2 separate regions of the Homo sapiens genome follow, and region 2 is linked to region 1. Evidence: chromatin loops called from intact Hi-C (ENCODE). Cell type or tissue: endothelial cell of umbilical vein. All regions are shown on one strand.

Evidence for each region. A loop is a pair of places that touch in the nucleus more often than their neighbours do. Peaks named below come from ENCODE experiments on the same cell type or tissue, not always from the same donor. Only the 100,000 strongest peaks of a DNase experiment are listed, where the experiment ranks them.
Region 2: it touches region 1 in a loop (5-fold over the local background); 10 of 110 quality-filtered maps call a loop at or near these places.

What each region holds. Positions count from the first base shown.
Region 1 is chr15:57,015,779-57,018,278 of GRCh38, reverse strand. All of the region lies in intron 3 of TCF12 (transcription factor 12), which reads right to left. Among named protein-coding and RNA genes, the nearest start is that of TCF12, 98 kb to the right of the region's middle. In endothelial cell of umbilical vein, no CTCF peak of the experiment used is centred here; a DNase peak (open chromatin) is centred at 1,078.
Region 2 is chr15:57,137,301-57,139,800 of GRCh38, reverse strand. All of the region lies in intron 5 of TCF12 (transcription factor 12), which reads right to left. Among named protein-coding and RNA genes, the nearest start is that of SNORD13D, 140 kb to the left of the region's middle. In endothelial cell of umbilical vein, a CTCF peak has its summit at 1,344; a DNase peak (open chromatin) is centred at 1,360.

The DNA.
Region 1 (2,500 bases):
TCTGTAAACTAACAAAAATTCCTAACAACTTTGTATCAGTCCACCTGTTTTGCCTCTAAAAATTCACCTGTAACTGCTGCTAATCAATGTGTATATTCAGAGCAACTTGAATCTATGCTCCCAGGTTGCAATCCTCAAGCTTGGCCCCAATACGCTCTCTACTTACATTAATTTTGCCTCAGCTTCTTCCTTTTAGGTCGACACTTTAGTGTCCTAAATTACTTTTTGACTGGCTTTCCAAGATCCTTCTACTAAAATGTAAAATTCAACAGTAACACCTCAACCCTCACTGGGTGATTCTTACACTCCCTGGAGTTTGTGATACATGGAGGTTTACCAAAATAATCTGGTGTCCCTTGCCTTCTTTCCCAGATTATATTATGTGACAATCCCTTCTTTTCTAAAACTGGGTGAAGAAGAAGAAATATACATGTATATTTAAAGAACAAGTATGTAAGGCCACATACCAGAGTCACCAGGAATTCATTGCAAGGTATGACTTTTTAAAATCTAAAGAATGAGGCAATGTTCAGGCAAAAAAAAAAAAAAAAAGAAAGAAAATTAGACCTTCTCACATCTCCTGAGGTTGCTTACAGTTTAACTGGTGGGTTTTAAAAAATATTACCAATAATTCTGCACTGAACATCTTTGTATGCCTATTTTGATATACCTACTTTGTATACCTACTTTTGCACATATATTTAAAGTAAACAATGTTGGGCTAGCATGCTAAAGCAGGGCCCTGCAAACTTTTTCTTAAAGGAACAGTTAAGAATTATTTTTGGCTTTGCCCATATGGTTCTGTTGCAACTACCCAATTGTGCCTTGTAGTGCAAAAGCAATGATAGGCAATACCAATAAATATTGGTGCGGCTATGTTACAACAAATCTTCATTTACAAGAAATAAGCAGTGAGCCAGATTTGTCTCAAGGGCGATAACTTGTGACTCTCCTTAAGTCAGCTAGAGGGCATATACATTTAAATGGCATTGCTAGGCTGAAGGGTATATGCCTTTGAAATTTTTATTTACTTCTCAAATGGATCTTTTATTACATGGGGCTACGAGGCCCTCAAATGGACACTCTAGAGAGAGCACCCATAATCTCAGTGTCAACTGTGTCAAGGGCCTGAGATTTTGCCCTACTTGTAAACTAACAAGGTAGCCTGCCACCCTTTCAAGGATGAAGGTAGAAGACAGGAGACTCAGATCAGAGACAAATGACTTTATTAGTCACATCCCAGCAAGAATATATCAGCATATTTGCATCAGTTCCCTTATCCCCACTGTCATGACAGCAACACGGATGAGCCCAAATGGATGTCTGCATGCCCAGTGCGTTTACAGGAAAGGAAGCCTGAGTTTAGGAAGCCCAGATCTATAATGCACAGTAAGTATGGCTGACTTTTGCTCTGGAGAGATAAATTCTCTCTCCATATACACAGTAAACATACCTGCCCTTTGTTCCAGAGGGAGAAACTATGTCTACTTTCCATGGCTGTTTAGTATACAAGCATCCTTGAAAGGACAGTCCAAAACAAAGGCAGTCAGTGCTTCTGCTTGTAAAACATGGAAATGCAAGAGGCCCAAGGAAAATCACCTTCTAACAATATGTACCCTTTGCTTCTACATTGTCTTAGGCTCCCAGTCAATTTTTCTATAAGTATGCCATTCTATCAACCAAGCTGATTAATCTGACCAACAAAGGGAGGACCAAATGTATTTAATTTGCCTTATGAATTATGTAATTAAGGCTACTACAAACAGGAACTCTGAGCAGCAAGGTGAGGTCAATCTACAGTACTGACTTCCACTAGGTCCTCTAGGGTCTTGGACAAAATCAGCTAAACAAATCCCATAAACCATCAAAGTCTACCTTAGAAATTCAACTGGCTTCCTCCTCATGTTTCTGTGTTGACCTTTCCACTTAAACTAAAGCATTAATCCAGGTATAGGAAGATGCATTGGCAATTACACAGAATCTACCTTGTAATCTGTCTGGCCCATGAAGAAGTCCCAGGCAATTCTATCATACATAACAATTCTGGCTAGTGACTTGATGCTGACCTGAATACCTTTTAGAGATAAAATCCTAACACTAATCATTTCAGCTGAAGTCAGGGACTGATTTCATAATACCTATCCTAACCGGATGACTCCATCCTAGAGATAAACTACCTGCAGGGTACACGTAAATAATGAATGAGTCAGCCCCTCCAGGAAATTCCCCCAAGTAATCTAGGTTAGCCTGATTTTGGAGAAATCTCAGCAATCATATGAGAACTATATGATGTTTCCTTAAATACCTAAAGGTCTCTTAAAATCACTCTTACAATACAAGTCATTATGTTTCTGGTAAGGGGGCAAATTAATGTCTGGCTTCTATATAAGAACTAAGGGACCAAGAAGTCATGAGATCGCCCTGGAAAGAAGTGTTGTTTACAATGGTTGGAACTCCACAAGTAAGATATAAATCAGTCAGGGCACAAGCCCACAGTACT
Region 2 (2,500 bases), 120 kb before region 1:
TCTATAAAGCTTTTTTGGTACTATTACTTTTTTCTTGAGTGTCATAGCAAATGCTTTAATATTCCTAGCCCCTAAACATTAGTGCAAGCATACTTTTTCTATGAATGCAGGCCACAGCTATAATGCTCTAACTTTTTTTTTTTGGTTTAAAGAAGTAAACATTAGAGATTTTTTAGTGTTTGCAAATAAAGGTGATGGCTAGGAACCTGGAAGATCTCCCTGGTGGTTTAGTTATGCAGGAGCAAAGCCCTATGTAATGAGTGATACTATTAATTTTTCCAGGGAAAAGGACTAAGATTCACTAAAGTTTGCCTAGTCAAGAGAATCTGTCTTCTGCTCCCAATTATCATAATCACCGCTAACACCCTTAAACTGTTTAGGGATGGATACCAACATGCAGCTGAAATCTAGTTATATGTATGATGATTTCTGAAACATCTATACAATAGAACATTAGGTCTTTGCTTTGAAAATTTAGTGTATGTAATTAATAGCCATAAAACGGATTATAAAAGACCATCATTCTTGTGGTACACATGAGTAAGAAATTTTAGAGCAGAGGAAAGTAAGGGGACAGAGATTACGAGAGCAAGAGGAAAGGATATTGGAGAAGGAAGAGTAACTAGAAAAAGAGAAGTCAAGGAGAGGTGAGAAGGGAGAGAGAAAAACAGACTGAGACTGACTGAGATTAATTTTGTCTAAATTATAGGCTAATGTGTTTGGGACAGTCTAAATATGATCTTATCTAGAGGACCTCTCAAGGTCCTTTCTGGAACTGGGATTATGTATAAAGCTTAATTTTAGCTCAAGTTCTCAACTGAAATAGGTAAATGATCTCAGCTACTGGTTAATTTAATCATATATTCACTTACTTAAATTTTTCTCAATTTCAGAAATATTAGTTACAATATTCTAAACCTAAAATTTTGATCATTTAGTAACAGCAAAACTCTTCATAACTGAAAACATCAATTGGTAGCACGCGCTTAAAAAAGAAATGACTACATAATGGCTTATAATGAAAATACCTGGTCATTTGCTTTTTATCTATGAACCCCAATAAACATAGTTAGGCCTCTTCTAGCTCTACCACTTTCTGCCTATTGCCTTATTTTAACTGTCTCCAAATGAACTCTTTTGAGAATAAGTGATTTTAAAAACAAACAGCTGCCCTGTTCCTACAACTGGCTGTTAGAATGGTTTATAAAGTGGAATATATGAATTACCCCTCTAAGCTTTACACTTTTCCTTTCGGTTAGATAGGAAACAGATCTGATTATCTGTGAAGTACTTGTCTGGAATAGCCATAGCAGTTGCCTAAATTTCCACTGGAGGCAGCAGACTCCCCAGGCAAACCCACATCCCATGACTTCTGAAGGTTTTAAGCCAGGAATGGTTAACAGGGTAAGAGAAGAAGGCTTTAAGATAAGGCACATTCCAAGCTTACAGAAAGCTTCTTCCAAGATCCGATTTAAACACTGAAACCCAGGCTCAGCTGTAGAGAAGCAGTGTTAAATGAAAAAACATGAAAAACAGAAATCTTTAGTTAACGCTGAAGTGTCATTTTAGACATGAGCATCAAAGTATAATTTCATGAAATATTTAGCCATCAGTGATATTAACAAGTAAAAGTAAAATGGAAAAACTGGAAATTCTTCTCTTTTGCCTGTCTTTGTTCTCTACCAAGGAGAGAACTGGCTTAAGGATGGGCCACTGAAAAGAGAAGAACAAGTAGAACTGGTGGTAATACTTTATTTTTTTTTTTTTCTTTTGAGACAGAGTCTCACTCTGTCAGCCAGGCTGGAGTGCACAATGGTGCTATCTTGGCTCACTGCAACCTCTACCTCCCGGGTTCAAATGATTCTCCTGCCTCAGCCTCTTGAGTAGCTGGGATTACAGATGCCTGCCACCATGCCCAGCTAATTTTTGTATTTTTAGTAGAGACAGGGTTTCACCAGGTTGGCCAGGCTGGTTTCGAACTCCTGATCTCGTGATCCGCCAGCCTTGGCCTCTCAAAGTGCTGGGATTACGGGCATGAGCCACCGTGCCCGACCTAATATTCTTTAAGTCTTTCCTATAAGCATAGTACCTCAGAATTATAATCTCTGCCAATATAAAAATAAACAAAACATTTGCAAATTATTACACTCTACAAGTGAAAAAAATCTAGATAGCAGTTGCAGAGTCACTGTATTATGGAAGCAATGCCACCACAACCAAATATCAATGGTTAAAATGTATTAAATCCTACAACGATTCCTACATTCTCAGTTAATCCACAAATATTTTTAGAAATAATATTTTAGGCAATTTAGATGAGTAACTTCTAAAATATTTTGTTTGAATACCATATTTTTCAATATAAGCCCTTTATACCTGTGTCAAACTTTTACCAAAGTGGAAAAAAATTTCATTATTCATTAATACATCCTTTGTAAATTACAGTATTTAAAATACATGGGGAAAAATGTGTTTTATTTATAAGCAATGCTGGATATCA